Linked DNA regions of Homo sapiens: regions 1 and 3 are each linked to region 2. The links are chromatin loops, found by intact Hi-C in ENCODE. Cell type or tissue: Calu3. All regions are shown on one strand.

Evidence for each region. Hi-C counts contacts between places; a loop is a spot of excess contacts. Peaks named below come from ENCODE experiments on the same cell type or tissue, not always from the same donor. Only the 100,000 strongest peaks of a DNase experiment are listed, where the experiment ranks them.
Region 1: it touches region 2 in a loop (2.1-fold over the local background); 4 of 110 quality-filtered maps call a loop at or near these places.
Region 3: a loop joins it to region 2, with 2.0 times the contacts of the local background. A loop is called at or near these places in 4 of 110 quality-filtered maps.

What each region holds. Positions count from the first base shown.
Region 1 is chr1:61,217,749-61,225,748 of GRCh38, reverse strand. The region is part of intron 2 of NFIA (nuclear factor I A); the gene reads right to left. Among named protein-coding and RNA genes, the nearest start is that of NFIA-AS1, 32 kb to the left of the region's middle. In Calu3, no CTCF peak of the experiment used is centred here; no DNase peak of the experiment used is centred here.
Region 2 is chr1:61,283,008-61,291,007 of GRCh38, reverse strand. All of the region lies in intron 3 of NFIA (nuclear factor I A), which reads right to left. Among named protein-coding and RNA genes, the nearest start is that of NFIA-AS1, 33 kb to the right of the region's middle. In Calu3, no CTCF peak of the experiment used is centred here; a DNase peak (open chromatin) is centred at 3,017.
Region 3 is chr1:61,149,884-61,157,883 of GRCh38, reverse strand. All of the region lies in intron 2 of NFIA (nuclear factor I A), which reads right to left. Among named protein-coding and RNA genes, the nearest start is that of NFIA, 71 kb to the right of the region's middle. In Calu3, no CTCF peak of the experiment used is centred here; DNase peaks (open chromatin) are centred at 133 and 4,963.

The DNA.
Region 1 (8,000 bases), 65 kb after region 2:
CACAAATCTAAAATCTCTTAGGTAGATGCAAACATATATATTGCGATAGAAAAGGAATCATTTGTGCTTATTCAGCAAGTACTGAAGATGTCAATCGTAGATACGAACAAGCAAACTTCCTTTTGGTGATACAAAATAAAATTTCCTGCTATAGTTGCTCCATCTCTTTCACATGCAAAAAAAAAAAAAAAAAAAGTACGAGCTGGGCGCGATGGCTCACAGCTGTAATGCCAGCACTTTGGGAGGCCGAGGCAGGCGGATCACAAAGTCAAGAGATCAAGACCATCCTGGCCAACATGGTGAAACCCCGTCTCTACTAAAAATACAAAAATTAGCTGGGCATGGTGGCATGCACCTGTAGTCCCAGCTACTCAGGAGGCTGAGGCAGGAGAATCACTTGAACCCGGGAGGCAGAGGTTGCAGTGAGCTGAGATTGGGCCACTGCACTCCAGCCTGGCAACAAAGCGAGACTCAGTCTCAAAAAAAAAAAAGTACTATGGACATAAAAACTCATGTAATGGCTTTACATTGAGTATTTACTGTGTTTTAGGCTAAAACCTTCAAATCAATTTCCTTCTCACAGACTTTTTTTTTTGTTTTTTAAAAAAACAAAAAACAAAATATATAAGTGATAGAAACACATTTTGAGGAATGGAGCAAACTTAAGGTGGAAGGGTTCAATAGATTCCTATGTCATGAATCTGGAAAATAATATATTTTTAAAGTCTGTTTCTTGGCAGGGATAACACAGCAAAGAGCTTCATTAGTAAATCTTTCCAATACTCAAAATTATGGGGTGAAAGGAGTGGAGACCTTTTAAAAATGGACTTTAGTGCCTCATGAAATGACCTTTGCAGCATCACATTTTCAACACCCTTATCCTCTGCTCTTGATCAGCAAGTAGTACCACTTAAGAGCTTTATTAGAACATCCCTTTGCCAACTTGGAATAGCTCCAGGCAACTCTGTCTTCCAAGGACACAGTTTGAAGTACTTAGAGTAAATTGCAATGGACTGGATAGATGAGTAGAGGAGGTGAGACAACTGAATCAAGTATCACTGCTTCTGAGACAGAGTCCCCCACCACCAGGCACTTGGTACCAAATGGAGACTAGAGCGTTATTAATTTTTAAGGGCTTCAGATAAACAGAAGGGTCAGCAGGAAGATGATTTTTACACCAACAGGACTGAATCAGAATAAGTTTCTTCACTCAAAAGCAGAGAAAAGGCTAAGGGCATAATTTCTCAAAGTGTGTTTTGGGAGGTTAATGGGGGTTGCATGAAAAAAGGATTCCACTGACAAATAAATTTGGCTACTGCTAGTTTAAACAAAGTTCTCAGACCCTCTAATATATTAATGTGCGTCATGACTCTCTCCAAGAGAGACAACAGTATGCATACATATTTAAATCTTAATTCACCAAAAAAGCACACTTTTTTCTATGGAGCATAAGAGATAAGCATTAAGAAGTATATTTTGGCTAATATTAACTTGAGCTTTTAAAAGTTAGACTTAAGTAAACTTGTTTAAAATTAAATTGAAAAGTTAAGTTCAAGACAATAAACTAATTTTAAATATATTTTTAAAACTAATTTTTAAATATTAAACTAATATTAAAAACTAAGTAATAATTTCCCTATTTTAAACACAGTGTCTAACTGACCTTACTGTATGTATCTCAATAAGTAAAATTCTATCTTATCAGCATTAAAAGTCCTCCCCACCTCCAAATAAAACCCAACTCTAACACAAGCTTTTTTCTTCATATTAGGCAAGAACCCTCTGGTAATATGTAAATAGAGAGGTCAGTTTTCAAACAGGCTGGTTTCTGAATATGGGTTTTAATTATTTAAAACAAAATTTAATTTTTCTAGAAGGTTTCTGAGATGAAGTTTTAGTTGATATCCTCAGAAAACCTCAAAGTATTTGTTAATAGAATTTAGCACCCTAATGATCTAGATTTTGGTCACAGAGTTGTCCAATTAGAAAATGTAAATTTTAATAAATAGAAATACAGAGAAGAGGTGGAGGATAGCTATCATTCTAAATAAAATTACTGTTTATTATCAAATGAGAATTCCACATTCAGACAAAATATTTACAAAAAAACAATTCTGGAATCGTGGAATCTCAGAGAAAGTCAACAAGTGATCATAAAATTTTTAAAATATAATTTGAAATGTTTATCTTATATTCTAAAAATAAGTTAAAATTTGTGGAGTTTCCAAGTAGTCTCATTTTATATTCTCAATTCCCTTTATGAAACCTGAAAAACTGTAAGTTTGTACAGGTCCATCAAAATCCATATTTTGTCTCCTTGCAAAGTACAGGGAAAGGTTCTTCTACTCATAGCTGCATGTGACACCTTTCATTAAAGCTACTTTTTTTAAAAAAATGACACAAGAATATGCTTGGATTACAACACATTTTCCTGGTAAACATTTGCTCTATTTTATTTTTGCTTCTGGTCTCTATTTCCTGGCCAAAGAGTAGTCTCACCTAATGGTAATAAATGATTTACTTCTTGGTTAAAACTCCTAAAGAAAATGTTCTTTAAATAGTGAAATTTTATTCAATTTAATTTTCAAAGAACTGCTGTTAAAAAATTCCAGTTAAAAAGAAAGATTAAACAGTTCTAAAAATAAACAATATTTGGTTAAACAAATACACAGATTTAAAGCATATGGGTAAAAATGAATGTTAGTGTAAACATTCGGCAACATTTTTTCCCTTCAAAAAAATTTCAGAGCAGAAACAAAAAAAAGTTATTTTGGTTTAAATTGTGAAGCCATTTTAATAAGTAATCATTTCTTCCTCAAGAAAAAACATTTGTATAGCCTCAGAAATCTGTTTCATTTCAGTCTTTGTATAAAACTGCACATGAAAAGTATATTTATAAAGGAAATACCAGACTTGGAATTATTTATGTCACTGTAGCATATATATAATAAATGAGAGCTCACTGGAGATATACATATCTTACATATATGAAGGTTGAATTCTGTCTTAAAACCTACTCTAAAGGAGTATTCTAATTGAATCACATTTTTAAAGTTCTATAAAGCATTATTTCAGCATAACAGTGTTTTACCTATACTTTAGCAAAACAGAATCTAGCTTTTTACCAGATGTGGTACTGACTCTAAATACCCATCATTAAAGTTAGTAAGTTTGAAACTATACCTCTCAGCTCTCAGGGCTCAATTCTCTTCTTTTCCTAAGTTAAAGAAAGACTATAAGGACTCAACCTTTAAACTCCTGGTAACATTCACCCCAAAATGGGAAACTAGAGCTGAATACATCTGCATGTAACAGATGATTCAAGAATGAAAACAAACAGGTTGAAAATATGCTAATGAGGAGAAAAGGCAAGGTACATAGAAACCCAACTGCAAGACTCTAAACGGTATAACGGAAACCTTAGAAACATAATGCAAATTACTTGACTTTCTTTGCAACTGGATACTCTTGGACTTAGATTTAATATTTTACATCATTGCTATGAGAATATTCTTTAAAGGTGTTGCTTCTGCCAACTAAATTTAAAATATGTGTAAGAAAACCGTAAAACTTTTTAAACTTCTCCATAACAAAGAGCCCACACTATCCATTTCTACAGTAAAACTTAAAACACGTAGATCACTTTAAAACTTCATATAGTGATAGTGTTTAACATAACTTATTTTAAAAGTATCTTGTTTTAGAGAAAATTTGTGAACAAAAATGTTGTACAGAGTTCAGAGTGCTTTTGAAGCCCAAAGACCAAACGCTCAGTTTTAACAAACCAACAATGTCTGTTCATTTTGCCCAAATCTTTTCAGCTTAAATATTCACAATGTGCCATTATTACCGAATCATTATCTGCCTTTAGCTCTGACAACAGCATCATACGGGCTATGAAAGGCTCCTTTCTTCTCATGATTAGTCCCTAAAACATTTCCTCATCTTACAGTGCTTTTTAACTTCCCAGAATGCATTGCTCAATTACAGTGCTGAAATTAACTGTACGCCACTCTTATTTATTGAGAAAAGAATAATCAAGTACTCCAAACCATGTCATGGGTTGCCCACAATTTTATATCAAATTTCAACTAATAAAAATATTAACTCTTTCAGGATGCCAATTTTTAAAATCCACCATTTATCTTCACTTTTTGGCTATGTCTTGCAAAACTATCAACGATTTGGATTTCTACTGTTCTCTATAAAATACAGCTTTTACAATAAATGCTAAGTGTCTATGGAAGGTCTATTTATTCTTAAAATAAAAATTTTTAAATAAGTTTTTGTCAGATCCCTTTTAAACTTAAATTCCTTCCTTCTTTTCTCAGCAAAGTAGGATTTCCTTCCACATCTACTAATACACAGTGTGAAACTGCTGCAAATTATCTTTCTGGAAGCAGGAAACAGAAATAAATGAAAACCCTGACACCAAAGTGTAGAAATGTTTCAATTCCATAATAATTTTGTTTATACCACTAGATAGCACCTCTTCCTCAATAATAATAGTAATCTTATTAAATAGAGAATGTAATTTTTATACATACACTCTTCAAACAACTGTTATTCTGATAGTATTATTTGAACACAACATTATAAATGAAGTTTGCCAATCTTCAGATATTATTAAATTGATTATTTCTATGTTTTGGGGAAGCTATATTCAAAGTACTTAGTAAATTAAAAAATGGATTACTATCAAATACTACAGTTGAAATATATTTAAAAGACACGTGTTGAGTAAACCAAAAAAGCACAGAAACAATGAATTAAAGCTATGATTGTATTCACACTGCAAGTATCTGTATGGAAAGGGATGAGAATATTTAACATGTGGATTTATATTTATTTGTTTTATACCTTCAGCCAACAGAAGAATGTAAATAAAAACACTTTTTAAACCTCAAATATACTTACTAACCCATGCATACATTAATCATTCATACCGCATGATTATTGTTCAGTATTTTCTGCAATAACAAATTGGAGGGTGTGGGGGTTATTGTGGGTTTCAGCAAACCACATTCTATTTAGGCAAAGCCAAGTATTAAAGAAAGGCCTAACTTGCCAAACCAAGATAAATACATGCCATTATTATGATTACATAAAAGCCACTGTTCCCAGCGTTACAATTTCTCTTATAATTGGCACTATTATAATTAAATGGATTCATATGTTTACAATTCTTCTTTGAATTGTAAAGTGATTTAGCAATGATAGTGTCTCTAATTTCTTTTAACTATACTGACAAACTTCACTTAATCAGTGGTCTAAATACCGCATTGCCACAATAAATTAGGTAAATACCCAGTAAGGCCTGAATTGCTATTGAGTTTAAGTATGTTATAATAAAGTAGCGAGTAACTTCTCCAAAGCCTGTTGCTGGACTAGCCCACAAACCCACAAATGGAGGGGATGGCATCAAGTATCCCAGTGGCATTTAAGATATTCTCTGATGGATAGGGAGGCAATATGAACAGGGAAGAAACACACATGTACACACACATGCAGAGTTAAAATCTCATGGGTTTTGAAAACAAACAGGAGGTGACAGATCATTACAAAAAACAGAAACACTAATATTGTGGGGTTTCTAGTCCTTGTTCCTTAAGACCCAAGGAGTTCTTCACTTGCTCCTTTCTCATCAACAGAAAGACAGGGGCATAAAACATGCCTCCCTATCATTGGCGGAAAATGCCGATGGGACCTGACATGCCATAGTTTACCTGCCACCCCCAAATAGAAGCTATTATGCGTTATTTATTTATTTATTTATTTATTTATTTTGAGACGGAGTCTCGTTCTGTCTCCAGGCTGGAGTGCAGTGGCGCGATTTCAGCTCACTGCAACCTCTGCCTCCCGGGTCCAAGTGATTCTCCTGCCTCAGCCTCCTGAGTAGCTGGGACTAAGGCGTGGGCCACTGCGCCCCACTAATTTTTCTATGCTTAGTAGAGACAGGGTTTCACCATGTTAGCCAGGATGGTCTTGATCTTTTGACCTCGTGATCCGCCCGCCTTTTTTCTTTTTTTTTTTTTGAGACGGAGTCTCGCTCTGTCACCCAGGATGGAGGGCAATGGCGCGATCTCGGCTCACTGCAAGCTCCGCCTCCCGCGTTCACGCCATTCTCCTGCCTCAGCCTCCCAAATAGCTGAGATTACAGGCGCCCGCCACCACGCCCGGCTAATTTTTTGTATTTTTAGTAGAGACGGAGTTTCACCGTGTTAGCCAGGAGGGTCTCGATATCCTGACCTCGTGATCCGCCTGCCTCAGCCTCCTAAAGTGTTGGGATTACAGGTGTGAGCCACCGCACCCGGCTTCTTTGTTCTATTATTTAAATGTTAGATAGTTGGTAGTTCCTTAGATAGTTTTAAGCCTAACTAGACTCCTTATATATGCCAAATCCATATATCTAATAAATGTTTAAAAATAGTTTAGAAATAATTGAGGCTAGTGGTTGGAAAAAATTCTTTTACAAAGTATGCAAGCAATAATAAAGGGTAGAGGTTTTTTTTTTTTTGAGACTGAGTTTCGCTTTTTCACCTAGGCTGGAGATCAGTGACCTGATCTCAGCTTACTGCAACCTCTGCCCTGTGGGTTCAAGTGATTCTCCTGCCTCAGCCTCTCGAGTAACTGGGATTATAGGTGCCCGCCACTACACCCAGCTACTTTTTGTATTTTTAGTAGAGACGGGGTTTCTCCATATTGGCCAGACTGGTCTTGAACTCCTGACCTCAGGTGATATGCCCGCCTCGGCCTCCCAAAGTGTTGGGATTATAGGCGTGAGCCACCACGCCTGGCTGAGTTGATCAATTTCTTATCACTTAGTTTTGTTTAAAAATGTTTTAAAAACACAAGTTAATGCTGCTTTTTTACAAAGATGATCTATAAGTACACAGTCATGTTTGAGCAATATAGATCTTAATTGCCACATTAATTATAATAATAAAAACTTGCAAACAAACTCAGTGACCATCACAGAATTGGTTTCACAAATGATCCATCAATAACATGAAATACTATACGCCCACTGAAATGATTCTGTAGAAGAATACATAATAGGGAAAGGTGCTTGTGATACAGCATTATTTTTTAAAGGATTTCAAAAATACATATATATGTTTGGAAGAATAAATCCCTACATAGTAAAATTTTAAGGATTATTTTCCCAAGGTGATTTTATTTTCTTCTTTTTCCTAGAATGTATGTTACAAGTTTTACGTGATGACGGTATTTTCAATTCGTGGTTGATTGAATCCATGGATACAGAACCCACTGGCATGAAGGACTGACTGTGAGGAACTTGAGCATCCGTGGATTTTATCATCTGTGGGAATGTCTGGGAACGAATCCCCTGCAGATACCAAGCGACGACTATACTCCAACATACACCACTTTGTATATCAATTCGTGATTCTTTGACCTCTTGAAGTCGGTACATGAACATTCGGTGAAGAACCCCCATTTCCATTAGAAGATCCCCAAAGCTTCAAACATCTCTTACAATTGTAACATATTCAGAGATGCAGAAGCGAAGTGAGAATCAGCAACGCCTTACAAAAACAGAGTGGTACCTCCATTACAAAATATGTCTCTGCATATTTAGATATGTGTCTTTCTGTTTTACCTACTTAGCAACAATATGGTAAAAATGTTTGGCAAATGCTACTGAAAGAATGAAATATATAATCATGCCTTAGGAGCTTTCTGCCTTAAGGTTTTGCTGAACAAGAAGGAAATCAACATTTATTAAGTATCTTCTCTGTGCCAGTGACTATGTTAAACACTTTTAGGCATTACCTCATTTCTTCTTCAAAACAGTGCCATAATATAGGTATGACAACTGCCCTTTTAGGAGCTGAAGAAATTGAGGTTAGTGGATAATAAGCAGCCTGCCCAAAGTCCCAGAATTCTTAAGTGGCAGAGCTCAGACTGAATACAATGTCTAATTTTAGGCCTATATTCTGTTACATTTAAGAGTTTATAAACCACTGAAATGAGGT
Region 2 (8,000 bases):
AATTTACCATCTTTGCTAAATAATAGATAATTCATCATTCCCCTACCTTTCATTAAATGAATCCAAACTATAACTGCCAGAGTCTCTGTAAGTATAAGAGAACCCATGAGTTCACAAGCATAAAGTCAAAAGCAAAAATCTTCAGCCAGTGCAGCTTTATATAAGGGGAAAAAATGCATAATTTAAGATTTTTCCTCTGGCTCCCTTCAAGGACCACCAGTTGGTAACTACTGGTGGAGCACGTGCTAAGGTTTACTTGCATGCCTTTCATGATATTGTGTTGCAAATCCACTAGAATTGAAAGGACATAGACGTTCTGCACTGCTACTTTTAGAACTGGCTCAAGCTCGGACAACAAGGTGCTTCATTTTCCTTCTTTCTATTGTTTAGGATCCTACTGAAGAGTTCAAAGCTGTAACAATGCATTAAACTGAAAAGCTTTCAGTGTGGGTAGCATTTGTAATTTTAAAAGAAGATAAACCTCTCTATGGAGTTAACATGATCTGTGAATGTGGGACCTGCTAGGAATCAGATATCCTAATGAACTTTGTCTTGCTCACTTGAAATGGAGAATTAACCAATTCTTTTAAATAATTCAGAAATCTAAAATGAAAGGAATGGGGCACAAATTTCTATTGTACTGCACAAAAAATGGGGAATGAAAAGAAACATTTTATGTTTTCAGTAAAACTATACTCCTAAATCTTTTGCAACGGAAACACTTTTAAATTTATTGGCAATCATAATTGTTTTATGCCATCTAACAAACATAATGGCATCTGGTATAAATACCTTGCAACTAACCTCATTTTATAGTCTCCACCTCCAGCAGAAAAATCAAATGAAAACTCAGTCCATTGTTTAAAAATATCTATTAAAGTACCATATACTCATAATACTTGAGACTGTAGAAAAAAAGAACAAAGTGTTCATAAAAAAATAAGAATGTAATTTTTCTATAAAGATGTATATTTTGTCAAAAAAAAAAAAAAAAGAAACTTAAAAAGAAGATGTCCCTGGCACCTAGTTCATGTCTATGAGGCAATGAGGTGGATGAGAGAGAAGGCGAGCTACATTTTATTGAGTATCTATTTATGGATTGTTGCAAGTGCTCAGCACTTTCCACATATCTACATCCAGACATATAATCCACACAGAAACAGTCCTGTTAGTTCTGAGGATGTAGTTAAGCCTGTGGGTGCCTGAACAAGGCTGAGGCAGATACCTGGGAAGATGAGATAAGAAATAAAGGAAGAGATGACAATCCTAGATGAGAGCAAAACAAGAGGAAGGAAAAGGAACTAACGTTGTTTGTGCTCAGAACAAAACAGCAACGAAAACACATTTCCTGGGAAGGTGATGACATCGCACCTTATACATTAGAAAATAAAAGTTTAAGAGTTTAAATAACTTGTTCAAATTTATACAATCAATACATTATAGAACCAGAGTTTGAATTCCATTCTTTCTCTAATAGAATGCCATGGTTAAGCAGTTAAGACTCTGGACTTAGAGTTGAGTCTGAATACCCTTTATGCCTTCTTGACTGTAGGACAAGCTACTTAAATTCTTTGTGTCTCAGTTTCCTAATCTGTAAAATGGGCACACTAATAGCACCTACCTCCATAGGATTATATTAAGATGATATAAGATCATGAATATAGAACTCAGCACAGTGCATGGCTCTGGTGGCCATGAATAAAAATGGTCCACCCTGACCACCTGTTGCAAGGAACATGGTTGCCTAACAGGGCTGCTCCTCTGAATCCACCACCACATTTGCTTAAAGGCCACACTTCCTCCAGGCTGTTTCCAGCCAATAACTGAGGGGGAGGATACCAACACAGACCCATTCCTATAAAACACAGAATTCTTCCAACAGGGGACTTAAGCTCAGGGACTCTCCATTGGCATGGTCAAAATTTTCTTAGAAGCTTACTCCAGGCGCAGTGGCTCACACCTGTGACCCCAGCACTTTGAGAGGTTGAGGCAGGTGGATCTCTTGAGCCCAGGAGTTTGAACCCAGCCTGGACAACATAGTGAGACCCTCGTCTCTACTAAAAATACAGTAAATTAGCTGGGCTTGGTGGCGTGTGCCTATAGTCTCAGCTATTTGGTAGGCTGAGGTGGGAGCATCACCTGAGCCTGGGAGGTTGAGGCTGCAGTGAGCCATGATCATACCACTGCACTCCAGCCTAGGCAATGGGAGTGAGAGCTCTGGGATTCTTCCAACCCAATCTCTCATTCTTCCCTCCTCCTTTCCCACCTGTCAGAACTGTACTGCAGCCTAAAAGTTCTCTCAATCTACTCTTGCTCTGTCCCCCTTTATATTTGATAGGTATTGCCCCAATAAATCTCTTGTCCTATCAGGACATATTATTCTTGGAGGACCCAAACTAACATACTGGCACACAGAAAGTCCACAATGATTGTGAGCTACTATTATGATTATTATCACCAAAAATCATTATTTTTGTTATTATCTGGCTTTAAGCCTAATAGAGTTTAACCCTATTTCCAAAATTGTTTTCCTTGAATCTGTGAACACTATTCTTTTTTAAAGCAGGAGGATTCAAAGGTTACACTATATTTCTTTAACATGTTCAAACAAGATTTGTCATACCTAGCAAAGTTGTCCCAATTACAGATGAAAACATATACATTTATCATTCCATATTGCACATGAAAAATATGGCCCCTTCTATTTTCAAGTTTATCAGAAATGCCATTTCTCTACTTCACCTTTGGATGTGCGAATTCCAAATGCTCTATTATTTGACTGATTTCCTATTTTCATCATCTTTCGTGAGTAAATGGTCTGCCAGTAACTGGATGTATGGGCTCACACAGTGTCGCAGTGGCTTACTCAATTAATACACGACTAATTAAACTTATACACTCACTTGCATGGGCTGAGTGGCTCTCAACTATTATATTGTACCTATTGACTGTGCCTCACAAGTGGTTTATTGTTCCAAGAAAACTACTGGGCTAGGTACCAGCAGATGCGGAAGGAATGGAATTTAAGCAGCCAAGTCACTAGAACTTTGTAGTACTCTTCCCAGATTTCATTTTCAGTGGGTTAAATTCCAGTGGTTTGACCTTTTGTGATCAGTGAAATCATCACAGACTAATCAAACCTTTTCATACACTGCTGTTACTATTGCCTATGTAACCTCCACAGGAATATGTGGAGAATTACAACTGGTTGCCAGATAAAATACAAAACTTGGTCTAGACAAACAATGAATACTTTGTTTGTGTAAGTATATTTCACGCAGTACTAAAAAATTATTCACTGTTTATCTGAAACTCAAATTTAACTTGGCATCTTGTTTTTTTTGGGGGGGGTTGGGGACAGTCTTGCTCTGTCACGGGTTTTGCCATGTTGCCCAGGCTGGTCTCAAACTCCTGGCCACAAGTGATCTACCTGCCTTGGCCTCCCAAAGTGCTGGGATTACAGGTGTGAGCCACCATTGTGCTACATCTGGCAACTATTTAGGAACAAAATCCACCTTCATGGTGAATGTATGTGAGACCTGGGGGTTATAATCTAATGGGGTCACGAGAGCAGGGGTAAGCTGAAACTCCACAGATTTCGACCTCCATTTTGAGAAATAATTGTTTACACAATTGGGTATGTGAAACCAAATATTATTCCATGCAAGTAACTTGGCTTTTAGTAATATGCACGAGGGAAAACCTTTGGAGGTACTAAAAGATACTGCCATGACAAATCAGAGTCTCATTCCTTAACAATGCTATGAATGAGGTCTTTGTGTACAACTCCACACTAAACTCTGTCTACTTTGCTTCCCACTGAACACTCATTATCTAGAACAGTGACTATCACAGTGTAGGGGATCAGGACATATCTACTGTACCAAGAAATGAATGGACTCATATGTGCATTCTTCCAGAGTATACCATGGCTTTTCAAGGATGTGCCATATCTTTTCCTTGGCTTACAAGATCCAATATGATTTGCCTTCCTGCTACTCATCTGCAACTATTCTCTCCCTTGTTTGTACCCTTCAAGCCACACCAACCCCCTTAGTGTTCTTCCAGCATGTCTCAGGGCTGTTATATTTAATGTTCCCTCTTCTTAGAATAAAAGTCCCTAATATCTGCATAATTCACTTCTTTGACTTCATTAGGACTTAACTCAAATGTCAACACATCAGAAAGGCCTTCCTTTACCACCCTTTATAAGACAGTACCCACATCCTCCCTTCTTTAATCCCTTATATTGCCTTATTTTCTTTTATAATGTTTGATGCCACTTGGCATGTGACATGTGTATTAATCAGCTGATTGTCTGTCTCCTTCCCCAAGAAGGTAAGCTAAATTAAGAGTAGGATTTTCTGTTTTGCTCAGTGTGATGCCTAGAACATGCCTGGTTCTTAGAGTGTATTTGATAAATACCTGTTGAATGAATGAACGAACAAATGGTGTCTTTTCCCTTTTACTAGACTATCAGGTTCTCAAGAGCAGGATGTCTGCTCTATCTCTGTATTCCCTTAACACATCCAATACCTAGTCCAAATATATCCAGCAATTCTATTTTTTTTTTTTTTTTTGAGACAGAGTCTCGCTCGGTCACCCAGGCTGGAGTGCAGTGGCGCAATCTCTGCTCACTGCAAGCTCTGCCTCCCAGGTTCATGCCATTCTCCTGCCTCAGCCTCCTGAGTAGCTGGGACTACAGGCGCCTGCAACCACACCCGGCTAATTTTTTTTTTTTTTAAGTAGAGACAGGGTTTCACAGTGTTAGCCAGGATGGTCTCAATCCCCTGACCTCGTGATCCGCCTGCCTTGGCCTCCCAAAGTGCTGGGATTACAGGCGTGAGCCATCCTGCCCGGCCTATCCAGCAATTCTTAAGAATGATCTGTTAAATTACTTATGAGAAAATTGAGGTACAAGTCTTTAAGTGACTTGGACAACTGATTTTCCCTTAACAGACGCTCAGTGTCAGGCTTTTAATGGCAAGTCTCTTTTGCTAATTTGACCTATTCGGAAGCTGTGATTTGGCTTCTTCTTGTTCATCTCTGAGTTTACAAGTGCTACTTGCTGAGAAGCTCTCTGGTTGTAAAATACCTACAGAGATCTAAGAAAACACTGACTTTCCTTCGTGGAAAGATTGTTGAAAAGCTATTCCTATTTTGCCGAGCCTTGCCACAATATCCTTACATTTCTCTTTTTGGATATTCACCATATGATGCCTGTGGATAAGCCATATGAGACTCCCTGGTTCCCTTTGGGTTAAAATCAACCAAGTATAGAAATGCACAACTGAGATGGGGCAGAGTAATCTGCAGCAAATAGTGCCCCCTACCCTCCACCCCTATTTGAGATATCCCACTAGATTTCCTTAACGACAAGCTAATGCCAGGGGGAAAAGAGTTGCCTGGAGCTGAGTAAAACCTGAAGAAGAGAAAAAGAATGAGGAAGCTGCAGGGAGAAAAGGTGCCAAAAATCCTTGTGGCCACATGAATTTTTCTAGCAGGCAACTAATCAATCTGGATTAGTGACTCCAAATCCCCAAATACATTATGTATATTACATTCAGTTTACTAATATTATCCACAAATAGGTAATTCCTTCCAAAAAATAATGTACAGGCTTAAAAACAACAAATTCACATTCAAATTTAAAAGCAGAAGTGACCCTATTATTTGTGGCAAGGAAAGCTCATACCCAATTCCTGACCCCAGCTCGCCCCTCTGATCTTTCACCACGCTGGTTTTTAATTGATGGGGAGGTATGAAAAGTGGCCATTAGAAGTGGTCCTTCTAAGGATATCTCTGTCAAAGGGTCCTGTCATACTAGTTCCAGGCTTAGATCACAGGGAAAACAGAGCAATGGCAGATGGAGCTGTAGCCAAACACCAGGTGCACCTTCTACCGCACTGTGATTTGATGACGGCTCCTCATTTGATTTCCTTTTTGAGCCCAATTCAAATACTGCATAAATTGTATTGCTTCATATTTTCATATTTTTAGAATCTAGATCTATGTATATATTTACGCAATTCCAGATACATTCTAAATACACACTTTAAAATGCTTTCCTACTTGGAACGTTACATTCAATAGGCACTTCTGGGTCTCTCCTGGGATAAGAGTCAGAGGCACAAACGAATTTGAGGACCAGCAAGAAATCCCTTTTTTTCTTCTTTCCTGTGTAACTCTTTGTGTGTGAAGGGTTGGAGGTGGGGGGAGTGGGGAGGGGAAGATGTCTGAAACAGACCACCCAGTCAGTCCATTTTAGAACCTGAAAATCAGGGGAATAGGATCTAAAACATTTCCTATTTTGGCTACTAGCCAACTAACCTAAAGTCTGTTCAGCTAGTTATTCTCTGTGTGAAGACAATAAAATACTCATAATGTGTGAGGATAAGACTACTTTAAAATGGCTACAAATCTCCCCCCACACCCCCCATTTTTCAGTTGAAAAGGCGCCTTAAGTACACTGGATCCCGTGGCTTAAGCTCTGCAGCCTCCACTGCGTCATGCACTTGGGGAAGCCCCCAGCCTAGGATGGCACCTCATCTTTCACAGAGAAAGACTCAGGAATTTCCTTTGTCTGGAGGCATTTCTGAGGAGCCTTTGCAAACAATGATGGGTCACACCTGCTAACAATTCTTAAGAAAGCAAAATTCACCTAGTTTCAGAATGAAATTTCAGATGAAACCAAATTCTAGTTCCCTAATCTCTTAAAGAAGAGAGACTAGCTCCATTGCATTGCTGAAAATTCATCAGTCAGAATTTAATTATACAGATCTGGAAACCAGAAGGCATTTAGGTTTTAATGTCTCCCTGAGTTGGGACCTTTACATATTTTAGAATATTGATCATAACTGTTATTGCTGCTATTTTGGTGGTCACTCTACTGTGTCTGTCCCTGCGGGGTTTTTTGAAGGAACACTGCAGAGAAGAACTGTTGCTAGGTAATTGTAAAAGAAAGTCATGCAAATTATGAAATATTGATAAACTGCATTTACAAGTCAATGGTGCTAGAATGCTCCTTCTTTCCCAGTAAAACATAAACTGTAAGGTTGCATTGCCTCCAAATTTTTTTAAATCACCCAACTAAATGACACATTCATCAAAACAGTTCCTAAAACAAGCAGTCCATCCAGCAGTGACCATTTTTGCAGTTTTGAATTATCAATTTTATTTTGCCTTCCCACTATATATAAATATTGCAATATAATATTGTAATATATCTACTATACATGTGAGGAGGTAGTAAAAACAATTTAAAACATTAAACAAGAAGGCCCACAATTTTTAAAGAGAATAATGTCAGATAAAAAAATGTTCATCAAAAAAGAGAAAAAGAAATTTATAGGTTTCTCTTCTCAGCCCCAAATTACAAAGTAAATCCTACACATAAATCTTTTTTTTTTTTTTTTTTTTTTTTTTTGAGACAGAGTCTCGTTCTGTCACCCAGGATGGAGTGCAGTGGTGTGATCTCAGCTCACTGCAACCTCTGCCTTCTGGGTTCATACGATTCTCCTGCCTCAGCCTCCCAAGTGGCTAGGATTACAAGCATCTGCCATCACGCCCGGTTAATTTTTTTTTTTTTTTGGTATTTTTAGTAGAGACCGGGTTTTACCATGTTGGCCAGGCTGGTCTTGAACTCCTGACCTCAAGTGATCCACCCGCCTTGGCCTCCCAAAGTGCTAGGATTACAGGCGTGAGCCACTGTGTCCAGCCCTACACATAAATCTTAAGTCAGGAAGTCAGTTGCACTAAAACTTATTTCGTAAACATTAAAAATTCAATGAGTTAAATAATAATGCATGAAATAGCAACAATTACGGATGAAAAGAAGTACATTCCTTGTTCACCTAGCAACATTTAACAATGATACCTCTTTTAACAATTCAGGATGTGAACGACATAAATGAAGATGGTGAACATGAAAGGTAGATTCAACCAATACTCCACAGGGTAATTTTCAAATTGGCAGGTAGAGCTGGAAATTTTCAAAATCT
Region 3 (8,000 bases), 130 kb after region 2:
ACCACAGTGTCAGTCTGCCCAGAGAAATCTCTTATGAAAGTTTTCACACTCTGTTGGGTTAAGAGACAGTGGGTATTAATCCTATGGCTTCTACGCCAAGCTTCCTTTTTGTGGTCAGCAGAGAAGCTATGTGGTTGGTCTGAAGGAGTCCAAAGTCTTTTTCTGTGTTAAAACAAGGGAAAGTGGGCCGGTTACAGAGTAAAAGAAAAACCACAGCCAGCTCACTCTGCTGTGGCTTTTCCCTTAAATGTGGCCTACAGCTATTCTGCTTTCCAAAAAAAGGTTTAATTTAAACCATACACAGTGCTGCAGGCTGCCACGTTTCCAAACTCAACATTCCTTTCTAATCTGTGCACTTCAGAACCAACATACTCTGTTTCCAATGGTACTCAGACAAGCTTTAATAAATAAAATATCACTGCCCATCCATTACTTAATTTGATAATAATATGTCCTTTTTTTTCTTCCTCTATTGACATTATTCTAAGTGCTCATTCGAGTGTGTTGAACTGTTGTAAACATCACCTCTGAAAAATCAGTTCTGCTCTCTTTTGCAGGGAGTGGAGGGAAGGAAAGAGGGAGCTACAAAGTGAAGGAACTTATGAATGTTACCAAGTAGTCCAGAGCTCAAGAAAACAATCACTTTGTGAAAAGTCTGCATATGCCAAAAATAGCTTATTATTTTTATGTCAAAAACAAAAAAACAAAAAGCCAAAAACAGTGTTTGTTTATTCCTTGGATATGATACCAGAATCTATGCTGTCACTGAAAACTATCACTAGGAAAAATAACAGTCACCACAGCTCACAGCTATAGAACAGCCACATGATGAATGCAGTTCTCTTTGGCCACTGGTGTGGCCAGTACTGATCACCACACTGGCCACAGTGAACAGAATGAATACCCCACAGTTGGAGAGCTTTAATTTTTTTGCCTCAGTGTATTCACTTGTATGTTCATTAAGAACTCCAACCCCAGCAGGCAGCCCCACACAAGGTTTACTATGTGAGTTGCCATGCCCTATTATACATGACACTTGTCAATTAAAGAGGAAACCCTTTTAAAGCAAAGTGAAGTTAAGCTGGTACTTTCTTCAACATCTGATTTACCGCTGCTGTTATCTTCCAAAAGGAAGTTTGTTTTAGAACAATGATGGCAGTAGTAATCCTCCTATTTCACTAGTGAGGGATTTAAACACAGTCAGGGCACTGGGGACCAGTCAAAAGGTCTCTTTCGACAGAACTATGTATTTTCGGTAGTAAAAGGAATGTCTTACTGATGGGATAACTGCCAACACTGGACAATTTTTCAGCCTAACAGTTTAGAGAATATCATTTTAAACTACCCGGTATAATAAAACTGTGGCACAATAGATCAATGCAATGAATTCTCTATAGTCAGTAAAATGCTCTCCCAAATAATGAAATCCATTAATAATGATTACTGCCCTGGTGCCTTTGCCACAAAAGTAATGCCCAGTGCTACGTCTCAATGGTCTCTAATAAATACATACAAGTCCCACAAGAAGAACATAATCATAACATGGCAAATGAGGGCTGACTCCAGTGACAGTACAAATTAAAAAGCCATTATGAAGGATATTCACTGTTGAAAACTTATTTTACCTTGGAAAATACACTTTCCTTATCTGGAAAATGGGGCTTAGAGGAGATAACCTCTTAGGTCCCCTCCAGCTCTATGAGTCCAGGAGGGTTTAAAGTTTTCTCAAGGGTTTTAATTCTTTTTATTTTGGAGACAGTCTCGCTCTGTCGCCCAGGCTGGAGCGCAATGGCATGATCTCAGCTCACTGCAACCTCCGCCTCCCGGGTTCAAACAGTTCTCCTGTCACAGCCTCCGAGTAGCTGGGACTACAGGCGCACGCAACGCCGAGCTAATTTTTGCATTTTTAGTAGTGACGGGATTTCACCATGTTTGGTCAGGCTGGTCTCGAACTCCTGACCTCAGGTGATCCATCCACCTCGGCCTCCCAAAGTGCTGCGATTACAGGCGTGAGCCACCGCGCCCAGCCAAGGTTTTTAATTCTTAATGAACTCACTTTAGGACTTTCACCAGCACACCAATAATAATTAATGCCAATATGAGTTTGTGAAACTTTTGCAATGAAACTTTAATTGGGATTGATCTAGAGGGAAAAGGAAATGTAAGAGAAAAATTTCAACTCTAGATTTTTTTTTTTTTTTTTTGAGATGGAGTCTCGCTCTGTCGCCCAGGCCGGACTGCGGACTGCAGTGGCGCAATCTCGGCTCACTGCAAGCTCCGCTTCCCGGGTTCACGCCATCCTCCTGCCTCAGCCTCCTGAGTAGCTGGGACTACAGGCACCCACCACCGCGCCCGGCTAATTTTTTGTATTTTTAGTAGAGACGGGGTTTCACCTTGTTAGCCAGGATGGTCTCGATCTCCTGACCTCATGATCCACCCGCCTCGGCCTCCCAAAGTGCTGGGATTACAGGCGTGAGCCACCGCGCCCGGCCAACTCTAGAATTTTAAAGTCAAACATCATTTGTTTCTCGAAAAAACTGAAAGCAGCACATTTGGAACATAGAATTGCTAGAACATACAATTTCCTGGAAATGTATATGGGTGATCCAGCATGTATGAGCAGTCTTAAGAAAGTATACCTTTACACTTTTCTTTAAGAGAAAAACCTCAACGCTCAGAAATATATTTCAATTATATTCTTGATAAAAATGATCATGAATATTCATTGTTTCTTCTATAACCAATATGATGATAAATCCTTTGTATGAATTACTCTAATTTATTCCACACGGTAAGCCATTATTATCCCCATTTTACAAATGAGGAAACCAAGGCCTAGGGAGATTTAAGGAACCACTCCAAGGTGACAGAATTAACAAGTAACCAAGACAGAATTAAACCCAAATTAGGAACCCCAGAGCCTAAGCTTTTAGCAACAATGTAGACACTATCTCTTCCTGTTAAATTATATCTAACCTGGTTAAACCAGGCTGCTATCTTCCAAGCCCTTTATTTTTGTGTGATGTGGACTGCTTTAACAGTCATAGGTCACGTCTCAATTTAAGACTGGTTTATATGCAGATTACTTCTACACTATAGATCTTTCATCTGCTCTATTTAAATGTATGTTTGGCCAGATGCAGTGGCTCACTGCCTGTAGTCTCAACGCTTGGGGAGGGTGAGGCAGGTGGATGGCTTGAGCCCAGGAGTTCAATACCAGTCTGGGCAACATGGCAAAACCCATCTCTATTAAAAATACAAAAAAATTAGCCAGGCAGGGTGGCGTGTGCCTGTAATCCCAGTTACTCAGGAGGCTGAGGTGGGAGGATCACTTGAGCCCAGAAGGCGAGGGCTGCAGTGAGCCAATATCGTGTCACTGCACTCCAGTCTGGGTGACAGAGTAAGACCCTGTCTCAAAAATAAAATAAGGCCGGGTGTGGTGGCTCATGCCTATAATCCCAGCACTTTGGGAGGCCAAGGCGGGCGGATCACCTAAGGTCAGGAGTTTGAGACCAGCCTGCCCAACACAACAAAACCCTGTCTCTACTAAAAATACAGAAATTAGCTGGGCATGGTGGTGCATGCCTGTAATCTCAGCTACTCGGAAGGCTGAGGTAGGAGAATCTGGGAGGCGGTGAGCCAAGGCTCACTTGGTTGCAGTGAGCCAAGATCGCACCACGCACTCAAGCCTGGGAGACGGTGTGAGACTCCACCTCAAAAATAAATAAAAAATAAAATAAAATAAAACAAATGTGTGTTTTTAAATTGTCAATTTACAATATTCACCAACAGTCTGAGTTAAAGTGTAAAAAATGATTCTTCTTAACTGGAGAGCCAAGTTTTCAAATTGTCTCCCAATCCTTTTAACAAATTCCAAAGTGCTCTTGACTAAAGGGAGAAAATGTAAAATTCCAAAGTACTCTTGACTAAAGGGAGAAAATGTAACAAGGGCCTTTGGGTAAACTCATATAGGAAGCTCTTTTCAGCTCACTGAATGTAAAAGCCAGGTTTTGTAGAGCCCTCTCTAAGCTGACCAATAAGGAGACAACTGAAAAGACATGAACTGCATGTGGATAAACAACTTACTTGATGTTCTAATGACCAGGGCAGTTCAGCAACTCATAAAAGAATAAACTAAGTTCTCACCTAGAATCCTTTGTCTATCACATGTCTAATAAGGCAGAAGACCTCGGAACTATTTTTCATATATCAAAACTTCAAACAAAAACTATACACTTACCCATGAAACAACTGAACAAGCTAGCTGAAACGTCAACCAACTCATTGCACAAACACTTTTATATTCATACTGTTGATGGCTCATTTGTGTGTTCAGTTACACGTGTCTGTTTTTACAACGGGAAAATTAGTTATTAACCAATGCAGTGTGTCTGGAACACCAAAAGTTTTCAAATATGGAACAAAAAATAATAGTTGAGGTCCTTGATGATAAAAGGGTTGAAAGTTAGAGAATTACAGTTACAGTCAAAGGCATCAACGGCTAACCTGAATCAGATTTAGACCCTTAGTATAGCAACAAAAGACCACATGATCAATAATTACAAGGAATCATAAATGCTTATAGACTCTGCAGGCAAATGATAGAAGCAGGCTGCTGATACAACATAATATAATAGGGAACAGTGGGGATTATGGCAAACTAGAAGGCACAGATTCCATCTAAAGACATTCCAATTCAAGTGTTTGAAAACACTGTGCCGGCAGTATTCAACCCACCAAAAACAGATTTACTAGCCCTGAACTCAACACACTCGTTTCATTGATCAGAAAACTTGTTTTCAGGAAAGTAAAGGGACTTGCCTAAATTCACTGCCTGAATTCACTCCTCACCTTTAATGACTAGATGAAGACTAGGAAGAAAATTTCCTGACTCTCACCCTGGGGCTCATTTACTGAACAAACCCAGTGCTTATATTGCCAAGGCCCTCTGGTGGAACCAGGGCCAGAAAGACAAATGATTTAACTCCCTGCCCTCTCTCTCCTCAGAGTAAAAGACACAGACCAGGAAACAAATATTACAATACAGTATTAGCCCTACAATGATTCTCTGTTCTCATAAATGCAATGAGAACACAAGAGGCAAACAGAAGCCACTTTAGTGGAGGCAGAGCTCAAATTTTAAAGTGTCCAATCTCTGCATGTGTGTACTCCTATGTGATAATGTTTCTGGACTTTATTTTTTATATCTTCAAAGCAACACATTCCACAGAAAGAAAAAAAAGGCCTTAGATCATGATACTCTTGGAAAGTCTTAGAGAAAACTTTAATAGCCCAGTGATAAATCTTCTAAAATGAGAATTTATAATAGAAATACTGACAGACCTTTAATTATGGCAGCACTATGGGGCTTTGTATAATAAAGCCCACATATTTTCAGCTTAGATCATTATTTATAGGATGCCTTGGAAAGGATTTTATTTACAAGTGCCTGCCTGAATCAATGAGGTAAAGTTTTACACAAGGAAAGGAAGTGCAAAGTACACTGTTTGAAAAAGCAGGGATTTACCTCCTGGGGTGCAGGAGGCCCAGGGTGCAAGGATTTCAGGCAGTGAATGATGATTTTGACTCCTCCAGTTTGTATAAAAGGTTGAAGTTCAGTCTGGCGCAGTGCAGCATTCCACAAGACCTGCTGCCTCTTTGGGCAGGCGATTAATCTCATGATCGATAGACCATATGATTAGGCACTAATAGCTGATAGGAGGAGAGAATAAACAACCATAAATTTGCTTTGTACTGAGTAATCCAAGTGTAGGCAGGGTCATTTAATGGCCCCATTGGGTCATGTTACCTAAGGGGCCATATGGAATAAAAATGGAAGATACATACATTTTTAAAGATCTTCAGTTATTATCACAGTGTTATGGAACCAGGACAGGACTCTCTGAGCAACACCATGAATTCAGTGTTCTTAAGTGAGAGATGCCAAGGTTTCCACATTCTGAGTATAGAGGGTGATTGCAGAAAGAATAATGGAAAAGTCTCATTGTTGAAATAATTCCTCTATAAGCACTATCAGCATCCGCCCTCAGTATAACATAAGTGGCCCTGGGTGGTCTAACTCATCACTCTGTGAGCCAGTGGAATCTGTGCCTAGGGGAGAAATGAAAGGGAAGCAGCACTCAGGACCCAGAATAGTACTATGTGTGTCTCTCGGTCAAAGCAGTTGCTGGACTATTTAATTTTGCCTTTGCATGCAGATCACTGCTCTGAGTTCCAGGGCTGTTTCTCAGGGTGTCATGAACTTCCAGTATTGGGAATGGTTACGCGACATAAAATCTGGGATCCAGAGGGTCATAAATCTCATTCCTTCTTTTCTCCTTTTCCCTGATTTCTTCTCCCTTTCTAAGACTCTGACCTCCTCAACCAGCCCCTTGAAAGAAAGAAATCAATCACCCGCAGACTAAAATGAAAACCTGAGCCTTCTCTGCACATTGGATCGTCTTCCCTTACCTATGATAAAATTAAGAAAAAAAAAAAAAAGCTGTATTAGCCAGGCACGGTGGTGCAAGCCTGTAGTCCCAGCTACTTGGGAGGCTGAGGAATGAAAATCACTTGAACCTGGGAGGCAGAGGTTGCAGTGAGCTGAGATCGTGCCACTGGACTCCAGCCTGGGCAACGGAGTGGAGACTGTCTCAAAAAAACAAACAAACAAACAACAACAACAAAAACTGCAAAATGTCAATTTCCTCTTATGTGTGTCCTTCTCTCCAGCCTATCCTGAGCCCAGGGAGGCAAGATTCCCTTAAGCTCTTGCTATCAATGGCCATGATAAAGGAAAGAAGACACTTCGTTAGCCTAAAAGAAACATGATAGAGAAATTAATTGGTTGATTAAAAGAAGAACATCAACTGGTCTTGCACTGCATCTTCAGTCCCATGGCATACTACACAAATCCCTCTTCTTTGAAAACTGTCTGGGAAACAAACCCCTCCAATCACCCTCTCCACTTCCGAATTGCTCCTCCCAGCCCTCATTCTCTTCACCTCCCACCTCCCTCCCCATTCTTACTAATATGGTCTTTGTTAATTTCCAAGCCTTGAGGGAGCAACTGTTCTCAACCCATCCTTCTAGTCTAACTGTTCAATACTGTTGATAGCTCTTGAGCCCACAGAAGAGTATTCGATCGGGCTCTTTGAGAAGAAAGCAGGCGCTTCAGACACCCTGGGGTTTGTTGGGGGAATTTTGTTGCTGTTCCCAGGAAGCTGAGAAATCCACTCCCCATTCAAAGACAACCATTATCGATACCCCTAAGAAGTCCAGTGTCGTAAGCAGTTGCTCTAGCCAAGTCAGATAAGAATTTTAAAATTTCCCCCCAAAATACCTTCTCAGTATATATTTATTCAAAGCATTTCTAGTTATAGAATTTCTGAGCTGGGAGACTTTTGGCCAGGTGTATCGTACCATGAAAGGATGCCCCAAAATGTCAAATCACAGGGTTACTCCAATGCCTAGCCATTTTTCTGCTAACACTTCTTAGAACAGTAAGACCAGCCCAGTCCTACTGGGGCCACCCACATCATACTAACTCCCCATCAGGAGGAGGCACTTGCCTGGGAAGAAAACAAACTATAATCCTTTGGTCCAATGTACTCAACTCACAATGGGGGGACATGCGACACATTGATCTAAAGGGACTTGGCAGAGAACACAGAGCTGAGTGGAGCAGAGCCTGGCCCCGCGAGAATAACTCACGGGTCAGTGCTCTTTCCTTCATACCAACCTGCCTTGTAACGTGTATTTTTTAAAGGTCTTGCTTAGTAACTAGTATCCATTTCTGGCCATCTCTGAAACACTCAGAACATAGGGAGGGAAGAGGCTCTCAGTTTCCTTCTTAAACCAGTCTGAATTTTCTCCAGAGGAAAAAAAGGAAAACCTTTTTGAAGACACACGATGGAACCTGTTTAGACCTAAATCAGCTGTTCTGCCCTGATCTTGGTGGTTACCTGTAAGCTTGTCCTTACTGAAACACTGAAGGGCTT